2 separate regions of the Homo sapiens genome follow, and region 1 is linked to region 2. Evidence: chromatin contacts called from ENCODE Hi-C or POLR2A ChIA-PET data. All regions are on one chromosome and are shown on one strand. The core of a region is the stretch at or near the end of the contact, and the rest is flanking DNA. Distances in the headings are between cores, read along the strand shown. Region 1 has its middle 18 kb from the start of NREP. Region 2 overlaps NREP (neuronal regeneration related protein).

The links. Hi-C counts contacts between places; a loop is a spot of excess contacts on that map. ChIA-PET counts read pairs that join two places held with the same protein, here RNA polymerase II (POLR2A). Pooled maps may share reads with other maps.
Region 1: a map of prostate gland shows a loop between it and region 2 (6-fold over the local background). The contact joins two enhancer-like sites. A Hi-C loop is called at or near these places in 3 of 168 maps with a recorded cell type or tissue (K562, endothelial cell of hepatic sinusoid and prostate gland), 1 of 37 single-sample maps with no recorded cell type and 1 of 50 pooled maps. POLR2A ChIA-PET finds 5 or more read pairs at or near these places in 4 of 52 experiments (GM12878, H1, K562 and 1 more).

What each region holds. Positions count from the first base shown.
Region 1 is chr5:111,772,231-111,777,576 of GRCh38, reverse strand. It overlaps a transcript of NREP not described here. Among named protein-coding and RNA genes, the nearest start is that of NREP, 18 kb to the right of the region's middle. Within about 2 kb of position 2,941, at least 2 of the 41 ENCODE cell types and tissues checked have a DNase peak (open chromatin) inside an H3K27ac peak, as active enhancers do.
Region 2 is chr5:111,733,095-111,738,444 of GRCh38, reverse strand. It overlaps NREP (neuronal regeneration related protein), which reads left to right. Exons shown (of 4, transcript NM_004772.4): 3 at 2,938-3,015. It overlaps STARD4-AS1 (STARD4 antisense RNA 1), which reads right to left. Exons shown (of 7, transcript NR_040093.1): 6 at 3,599-5,350; 7 at 1-141. Among named protein-coding and RNA genes, the nearest start is that of NREP, 21 kb to the left of the region's middle. Within about 2 kb of position 2,368, at least 3 of the 41 ENCODE cell types and tissues checked have a DNase peak (open chromatin) inside an H3K27ac peak, as active enhancers do.

The DNA of each region.
Region 1 (5,346 bases), core at 1,692-4,191, 39 kb before region 2:
AGCATTGTCGTATTTACTCCTAGATGTCTCACCTCTCTAACATTCCCAATGTATCATTTAGGGAGAAATTTGTGTGTTTTTACATGCACGCAGTACACAATTTAAATTGTAACATAGGTCACACACTGAAAAGTGAGCTACCCGGTTTCCTCTCCAGAGACAACTACTGTTAGATTCTCATAATAAATACGTACTTAAAACACACACACACACACACACACTCACACACACACCCACACCACACACTGTAGCAAACATAAACATTCTCAGTGAGAGTTCCTTGCGAGAATTAAATTCTCATACTCTAAGTCATCCATTGTATGTAATAAATTGGCTTTTCTTCTAGGCATCAGGAATGATATTAATTATGTACCATCCATAGAAGAATTGAGGAAATAGTTACAAATAATGGTTCTGTGAGCTGTGGTTCAAATGAGGAACTCTAGTTGAGAAATACTTTCACTTAACAATCTAGCTTGGAGATTATTTATATGGGTACATATATAGCTGCTCTCCTCTTCTTCCTCCTCCTCCTCCTCCACCTCCTTCCTCCTCCTCCTCCACCTCCTTCCTCCTCCTCCTCCTCATCCTTTTTCTTATTTTTCCTTCTTTACTTTTTCATTGAGGTATAACCTAAATTAGAAAGTGTATATAGTGCACCAATCTTAAGTATATCATAAGGTAACACATGACCAATTTTATATATTTATATACCTTTGTAAACACCATTCAGATCATGATATAGAATATTTCCATCACTTTAGAATGGTCTTCCATGCCCCAGGGCAAATCTCTAGTCTAACTTCTATCACTACAGTTAGTTTTGCCTGTTTTGGAGCTTCACATAAATGAAACCACATTTGTATCTTCCTTCTTTCCTTCAACATGTCAGAGTGATTTTCCATGTTGTAGTGTAAACTGATGTTTCCATCAGCTTATTCTTTTTGTTGTTGTCTATTATTCCATTGTATGAATCGACGACTATTTATTCATTCTCTTGTTGATGGACATATGGAATGTTTCCAGTTAAGGGCTATTTTGAAAAAATCTGCAATGAACAGACTTGCGCATGTCTTTTGGTGGATATATGCATTTATTTCTCATACACCTAGGAGCAGCTGGGGTCATGCAATAGGTAGGTGTATGTTTAGCTTTAGTGAACATTGCTAAACAGTTTTCCAAAATAGATGTTCCAATTTTGATCATTCTTTTTAACAGCTGCATAGCATTACATTAGTATTCCCATCATGTATTTAAACTAGCCCACTCTTAATAAAGATGAAAGTTATTTTCAAACATTTGCTTGGAACAAAATATGCTCCAAATAATACCCCTTGACATAAATTATCTTGCACATATACAAGTTTATCTAGAGGAAAAATTATGACATGAATTTACTTGACCCAAGGATATGCTTATTTTTAATGTGAGTCTATATGACCAAATTGCTCTCCAAAGTGTTTCAACTGGTACATACTGCTCCTGGCAGGGTTTGAGGCTATTCACCTCATACTTACTGACAGTAAATCATCAAATGTTTTAAACTTGTTAATCCAGTAGTTATAAATTACATTTTTATGGTTTTTTATAGTTTTAATTTGAAAGTCTCTTATTATAAGTGATAGTGAATATTTTCATAAGTGCAAAAGCACTTATCATTCCTTTATTGTGATCTATCTTTTAATATCCTTCACCCCTTATTAGGTTCTTGGTCTTTTATTGATTTAGAAGAATACTTTTTAAATGGAAGAAATTAAGTTCTTTCTTTGTGATAGGAGTCACAAGTATTTTCCCCCAAATTGTTGTTTGTCTTCTCCCTCTGTTGATAATTGAGAGAATATTTTGGAATATTTTCTTCGCATCAAATTTTCAAAGCATATTTTACAAAGCCCTCGTCTACCCTTCTTCTGCCACCTGTAAGATGTATCTTAATCATTATTAATGAATAAAAAAATTATGCTCTAAATATACTCTCTGGATTATTAAAAATAATCCTGCTCTAATGCATATTCCCGAGAATTGAAAGGAAGACCGCATGTATAAAAGTAATTGGCAGGCACACAGAATATGAGTAGGGCTGCTGTGTTGCAAACTTTCTCAAGGAAGCAAAAGGCAGTTTGCATTCTTAGCAAGATTCTGCATTAGGATCATGTGCTCAGCTTTGACAAGTATTTATATGTGGTAATCAGCTGCCTCCTGCTACCCTAGGGCAGCCCACAAGTCACAGGGAGATTGCCAGGCACTCACTTCACACTGCTCCCTAAAGATTTGGTCATTTTGGAGTATCCCATAAAATGCCCTTAAAATGAGGATTGGTATAGAAAGAAACTTAAGGAATTGTTCTAAATGGTAATATCTCTGTGATACTTGAAAGAATTGAAGTTTAAGCCTGGTATGGTGGCGTGCATCCGTACTCCCAGCTACTTTCGGGGCTAAGGCAGAAGGACTGCTTGAGCCCAGGAGTTAGAAGCCAGCCTGAGCAACATAGCAAAACGCCATCTCTTAAAGAAAAAAACAGAAAACAACAAAATCAAACTATTACTGTGATTCTTCAGGAAAATTTCTCCTCACATCATAAGAGCATTTACTCACTTTTTCCCCCATTAGAATCTTTGCAGCCAGGGACATTTATTATTTGTATCAGTTTTCTCTTCTTAACCATAACCAATTACCACAAATTTAGCAATAAAGACAACACCCATACTTTATCTCATAAATCTGCAGATTAGAAGTCCAGGTCACCATACTGGTCCTCTGTTTAGAGCCTTACAAGGTAGAAATCAGAATGTCAGCAGGGCTGCATTCCTTTCTGGAGGCTCTGGCAGTTAATCCACTTCTAAATTCATTCAGGTTGTTGGCAGAATTCAGTTCCTTGCGGTCACAAGGCCGAGGGCCCCATTTCCTTACTGGCTGTCAGCCAGGAGCCTCTCTCAGCTCTTTAAGGCCATCTGCACTGCCAGTTATATTGCCCCTCCATCTCCAAACCCACAGAAGGACACTGACTCGTTTACACACTTTGAAACGCTGCATTCCCCTTTCTGTGGCCTTTCTCCTTGCTGCAGCTGAAGGGAGGTTCTATGTTTTTAAAGGCCCAAGTGTGATTAGGTGGGCACAACTGGATAATCCAGGATAATCATCCTATTTTAAGGTCTGCAACCTTAATTATATTAGCAAAGTCTCTTTTACCATGTAAGGTAACATATTTGGAGGTTATAGAGATAGAATGTGGACATCTTTGGCAGCCAATATTCTGCCTACCATAATATCATATGTCTTTTTCCCTTCTTCTCTCCCTTCTTCTCTCCCTCCTTCTCTCCCTCCTTCCCTCCCTCCCTTCTTCCTTCCCTCCCTTCTTCCTTCCTTCCTTTCTTCCTCCCTCCCTTTTTTCCTTTCCCTCTCTCATCTACAGTATCTAGCATAATGCTGGACATGTAATATAAGGAGAACTAAATCAATGCTAATTAGTTCAATGATGTTTCTAGAGTTCTTTGTCCTGAGGCTTCAGTCTAAATTCTGGGAATACATATTGAATGGGGAATTTGTCAAGTGGTTTATAAATTCTCAGATCAGAGTAGAAAACTCTAGGGACGAGCATGCTTTGTGTCACCTCCCCCACGGGTAAGAGCCCAGGTTGAAGGGTCTTCCTGGTCCAGGAGTGTGGTCTTTTGGTATAAGCTACACTCTTGGGATTGCCCTAAGCCCCGCAAGATTTCTCTACAAGCAGGGTACCAGGGAGAGAACACATAAAACTCTGTGTGCCAGAACCAAATTTGGACTTGACAGTGTTTTTCAAAAAATAAGAAAGAATATTAGGCACTCTGTAGAAGGCATTATATTTTTGAACAGAGAAATAACCCACTTTAGTAAAGGAAAACTTTAGATGATCTCAAACCTTAATTTTGGTCCTAGAGTCTTCCTTGTAGATAATATAGAGACATTTTTGCGTGAAAATTTTGATTATAATGTACCAAGGGGCAAATTCTTGTAGATCTTTGTTGCACAACTGAAAACAACAGATTTCCAATCCTCCCCAACAAATTTTATTAAAGATAAATCCTCATTGTTAAATATCCTCAGTAGAATAAATAATCATCTTCTAATTTCTTGAGCAAAGAGATTTTGACTATTACATTAGCTGCTAATTCTTGGTTTATGTGAAATAAAAGCACTGTGTGACCACTATTTTCTTGGAGTGGCCAAGGACCAATTAGTAACCTCCAAATACTATTTATTGTTACATCTGCTTTAGAGAAGTAGGTGTTTATTAGTTTTTATGTATGTTTATGATTCTCTCTCCCTCCTAAGGTATATCTTCCCAGAACATAGTTTACTGCTGAGCAGATAATAGTTCCTTTTCTTCTCTCCTTTTTTTGGTTTCCCCTCAGAGAATTGAAGCTCAGTCTCCTGCAAAGACAGTAGTTTAAAAAAAAATTTAAAAAAAAAGGCTCAGAGAATTGAATGAAAGTTATATGCACTATGACTTGCACAATCTATTGTCTGTTGGGATTACAGCTAGAGACATATAGATGATGTATGAACAAGTATGTTTATAGTAAAATTCTAGAATTATCAATACTATGTTGACTTAGTTGAAAACAGATAAACACGGAACCTAAAATGGAACATTTGAATATCATCATTTTGCTATTTAAGAGAAACTAAGCAGCAGTAACCATTAGTAACAAGATAACATTACCTAATCCAAAGCTGTCATGCTATGAAACACAGCATCGTTTATATTAAACTCCTATTATTAATAATACATAATAAAGAAGATTAATGAAAAGATACACTTCAGGAAAACAACATCTTTCAGGTGCTGAGTCAGAAGTGACTCCAGTTGTGTCTTCATGGGAAACATGCTGCTTTCCCGGGTCGAAGGCTGTGATTGCAGTTCCCATAAAGGACCAGCAGCATCCCTGTTGGTGTCTCGGGGGAGGGGCTGAATGAGAGGACTTGTTGCTGCTTCTCTGAGGCTGCACACCTGTTCCTTTTAGTAGAGCCAGGCTGATGATGCTTCTCAGGTGCATAAAGATGTTCCCTCAAACCAAACCATGACTTGCTGATTGCAGCTGAACCTCCAGACTTTCGGAAACTGGAATATTTCTTGGGTCAAAATGTAATCACATTTTTTAAACAAAAGTTTTGTATATTAATGATGAAAATCTCAAAATTGTTTCTATAAATTTAGTGAAACAAGGATGAACAAAAATAACAAATGAATTGTATTTCAAAACTACTGAAGAGTTTAAAACAAACAAAAAACCTTCTATTCTCTCACCTCTGGTTATTTATCAGGAGTGGAAAAATAAGGCTCTTGGCCAAATATACTGTGATTGAGATGAT
Region 2 (5,350 bases), core at 1,119-3,618:
CAAAGAAAATACAGTACATTTAAACCGAGACAGCTTTTGACAGAAAGGCAAATGATTGTTGCTTGGGATCACCCATTCTCCACATCCAGCACTGGGAATGGAATGGAAGTTCAGGCCCTTGCGGAATACCAAAGGTCAGGTCTGAATCATTTGAGAGCAAAGGTAATTAATGATTGTCAATAGATCTTTTCTCTTAAGCTCTTCACTTTAGAGTCTCAAAATACTGCAGGTATAAGAAAGAACAATGCTGTAATGCAGATAGATCATATTTGTTTCCAGTAATTTACCACGGTTTCTTAAAACTAGCTGTGCTTAAAAAAATGAAAAGTTTAAATATCTCCTTTAGGTACTATGTCTAGGGATATGCTGAGTTCTTAGATACCAGCCAAGCAGGTTTTAAGAATGTAACTGAGACTCCTCTGTCCCTGCCATTTTTGGCTTAAGGTTCTGACTTTGAAGGAGATTGGAAAACTACCAGAAGGCCAAAGCAACGTTCATTTTTCTAAAAGTATACAATGATTACTTGATGATTCAAATACTAAAAAATGCCTAATGTGCTAAAAATGCCTAATAGTGAAAAAAAAAGCCTTGGTCAGTGTAACAAATATGAAGTAAGGGAGAAAGTTTCCTTAGTCATGTGTGTTTTGCTGTCAGATATTCATGTTCCCAAGTTCTTTGGCAAAAGTCATTGGCTTTTTTTTTGTTTTTGTTTTTGTTTTTTTTTTTTTTAGCAAATGGAGAGTTCTTAGAACAACAGATTGTTAGAATAGGTGTAATAATTTCTGAAAGGCAAGCTATTTTCCCCTACAAATTAGACTTTGGTGGTTTTAGTAATGATGCTTAGAAGTTAAATGTTAAAGCAGTGTCATTTCGTTAAAATGGAATATCCCAGAAAAGCACAAGAACGCAAGAATGACAATACTTACCTGACCTTGCTTTTCTTTGCTTCCTGTGCCTACAAAGTTTTTACATGTACTTTTATCAACGTTTTTGGTTTCCAACAGAACTTAATTTCTCACTAATATTTTAAGACTGTACTTGAAATATGATTTTTAAAGTGGTAATATAGAAATGTAATCACTTTATATCCATTTATATGAAGTGAATTTAACAGTAGATTCAAACTTGGGGTCCCCTAAAGTTGAGCCCAAACTGGGCTTTTGTGTGCTGTGACTTTGTTATAAGTCTGAAAAAAGCTTGTGTATTTGAGATTATTTTGTTTTCTTCACCCATTCCTGGATAAAGGAAATGTCAGAAGTGGCTGCTTGTCCCAAACAAGGCAGATGGTGGATTACTTTCTGAAGGAGCTGGGCACAGGAGAGGAATATGTGGAAAAGTAAGGTGGTTGGGGTGAGGGGAACCACATGGCTCAGAAAACAGACCCAGTCCAAAAAGAAAATAGTTCTAGCTCTTGCAGAATGAGCTCTCTTTAAGACCCAAACGTGGGTGGCGGCTGTGGACTGGTATAATTTTGAGGGAGTGGTGGTAGGCGATTTGCATTCTGGGATAATGCGAGGGCAGCAGGATAGTGGAAGGAACTGAAGTTTAGAATCTGGAAACCTAGTGTGAGTTTCAGTCCTACCCTACACTACCTGTGTGACTTGGGGCAAGTCGACCTTTTTGAGTTTCAATTTCTTCATTTGTTTAATGATAAGACCAATATTATTGGCTTATCATCAGGACAAATTAAGTAATGTATGCAAAATTGCTTTGTAAGCTAGGATGTGCTACAAATGTCACTGGTGTAGAGCAAAGATAGTTAGTTACTGTTCAATTATTCCGAAGAGTGAACACACTTAGCCATCTACATTTCCTACCCTAGATTCCCTGACAAAATGGATTGATCGGGGTATACCAAGCATTACAGTCAACTCAATGATTAGGTTACCTCAATTACGGCTTCCAAAACCAAAATGTAAACACACATCTAAGTCTGTTTGTTAATCTGTTAATGAGGTGTGACTCTTAATTGTTGTTTATTAAATGTGAGGCTTATTTATTGCAGAATTTGGAGAATCTGATCTGGAGGGAATCTTACCTAATTTCACTCTGCTTTCAATCAGAACTATATTAAATGTGAATTAGCCCTGACAGATGGTTGTTGGATTCTGTTTCTAAATTTTTTAAAGAAGATTTCACAGTTTTTCTCTAATTTCTTTTAGTAATTTGACAATTCTTATGCTGAGTTCTTCCTTAGAGCTGACCCAAATCTTAGTTGTAATTTTAAGGCCTTTCCCCTCTCCTGTCATTACTTGAAGATGGAGAACAGCTGGTCGGCAACCTTATGCTAATCATCCTTTGTATATTTAAAGAAGAGTTACTCAGTTCCACTCCCTCGCTCCACCCCCTCCCACCACCGAATTCATCAGCTAGTATTCTCTGAATCATTCATGGTGATGACACCTATCTCCCGCCCCTCCCTCAGACACTTGGCTGTTTCAGGCAGCTGGGCAGAATGTGTTGTCACTGGCCACATGGACTTGGAGAGAATCTGGGCTGCTGCTTTCTTTCCTCTTTTATTTTATTCATAATCTTTGGCCTTCTAATAAATGATCAGAATAACCCTTAACAGTGTTTGATGGAGTTTTGCAAGGATACTTATAGAATCCTTTGAAAGTTAGACCTCCCCGATGACTTAGTGCACTCAGCCAGACATACCATGAAGCTGCTACTTTGCCTGCTAAAAATAACATTGATTGATATCTCTGCTTTATTGGACTTAATCTTGGAAGACATCGAGCTGAAACTCTCCTGAGTGCAGTGCGTGTTCAGAAGCACACTAACAGTTTGAAAGAGTTAATGGTTTCCCCAGTGCTCTAAGTGGTAGTCGGGAATAAGTAACCATTGAGGAGAATTGAGCTCATTAAGGTTATCCCGTGTAGTTTCAGAGTGGATCCTGTTTTTAATCTGAATGTGTATGCTTTTGTGTCTCTATAGGTTTATTACCCAGAACTCTTTGTCTGGGTCAGTCAAGAACCATTTCCAAACAAGGACATGGAGGGAAGGCTTCCTAAGGTAAGATCCTTAGATGCCATATTGTTAACACTATTTTCAATATAGAAACAATTGTTTTAAAATATCAGAGCTTTTTCATTTGAATACCCATTATAGGCTGCTATAACAATCCATTAATCTGATACTATGATGACCTTGGAAATAATGTACTTTTAAAAAATATCCTAAAGTCCTATGACTTAAAGTTCACATTATCTTCCTTCATAAATGAAAAATTTTCATTTAAAACATGGAATCAGTTTATCAAAGTACAGTTTACAGGTTTTAAGTCTGTTCCATTTCTGGTTAGACAAACTCAAATACAATGATCAAACTAAAAGATTTCTTAAAAGTATGATGACTATTAATTGTCTGCTAATGAAGTCTGAAGGTCTGATAAGATTATCCATGAAGCAAAAGGGAGGAACAAAAAAACTGTTACATTTCTTTCTTCTAATTTTTGAGCCTAAAAACCATTTTTTATAAACGTGGTTTCATTGTTCTGACATCTTAGGTGTGGCAGTTCTCTGCCTCAAGAAAATTTGTAAAATTTATATTTTAGATTTTAGCATAATTTCTGAAACAAACAATAACAACTACTTACCAGTTTTTACTGTAGATACTGGACTTTGCCTCTTAGGGTGAATACTTGTTTGACTTCAAGCGGGGAGAGTATACTTTTTAACCAATGACTTGCTGATTTTGCAGTTAAGAAAGAAAAACAGAATCCACTGAAAATAAAATTTCTATTTGAAAGTTTCATAAGTGTAATTGACTAACGGTGAGTCCTCCCCCAGCTGTTACTGGTATTTCAATGTTTAAGAAATTATTTTATTTACACTAAATAGTATCAACAATTCCCTATCTTATACTGGCAGGCAGAAACTGAAGAGGTTGTATCAACTGGCAGTTTGCACTGAAAGAAAACAATCTTAAATCACTTTTAATCTTGCAGAGCATTTTTGAAGGTCAAGGTTGAAATCACTGGCAGGAAAGTAGGTGAACAAAATGGTTTGACCCTGCCTGAACTAGACTTGCACTGATTTGTAGAGCTGGAGTGGAAGAGAGCTAAAATAGTAGCGCTTTCCTTAAAAGACACCCACACCCCACCACCTCACCAGCAGCACACCAGCGGCACGAGCAGTATAACCACAGACATTCGTCACTGTGCCAGATCAGGGCATAATTCTCTTAAGGCAGCTGAGGCCTTCACATTAGTTCTTGCCTCATTCAGGCATCCAGAGGTCCTCTCTCTTTGATACTGGTGACATAAACCAGAGGGGCAAGACTAGGCATAGTTCCTTGATGAGTTCAGTGGTGCCTCACCGTACCCTTAGAAAGCCAGCCCTGCTGTGCTAGGTCTTGTCTCACACAAAGACATGCTCCCAGGGGTGGGCACCGTGGATCATGGTATTCAGGTCTTCTGCTATTTTAAGTTCTTTCTTCTCTAAATATGTGAATAATATTTTAAGCATAGTGTTATTTGTTCTTTTTCCAGAAGTTCCCTTCTGGAAAAGCATATCTTTGTATAATTGTAGGAAAAATAATCTTGACTTACTTGGTCCAAAGCACATTATTAACTGGGGATTAATTTCCTAGTAGTCATCTGTCGGGAGGGCTGATCCACCCCGAGGCACATTAACTGGCGTGACTTTCAGGACGGCGGGGCTGTGGGAGCCACTGGACACATCTGCCCCCCAACCCCTAGCCTCTTGAATTACTCAAGTCCCTCAGCTCTGTTGGCACAAATACGTGCTGGATGATAGAAGAACCGTTTTTCCCATGGATGAACTTTTTTTGGCTTGAATTCTTACAAGGCCTGACTTCTGGATCTGGAGAAAGAAGACTTCTTTGTGTCCCATCTTCAAAATGCCTCCTCCACTTGTTGCAGAAGCCTAAAATTCCTTTAGTTGGGGCAGAAAGCCTATTATTATTTAAAAAAAAAAAAAATAGTGGGAGGGTGTGTGGATTGAAATCAGTCAGGGGAAGAGGATTGAAATCTAGTAAATGCAGGACTCCATAGGGAGAACGCACAGAACTCTGTCTCCTCAGGAGCACCTCTCTCCACGGGCATGGTGGGCTCCAGGCCCTCAGGGTGCTTCAGTAGCACACCTCCCTGTGGGCCCTACTACCATTGCCTCATGAGGGTCCAGTCTGTATGCTTGTCTTCCACACAGCAAGTTAATGAAGGGTGAGATGGGCAGGGACTGTTACTGTTTCTGTTTCAATCTCTCTCTAAGCTTGAAATCGAATAGAGTACTCCAGCCATAGTAGGCACTCAGAAAATGAATAATTAATGAAGAAATGTATATTATCTGGGACCTTGAAACAGAAAAAATGGTAAAAATGGTAAATT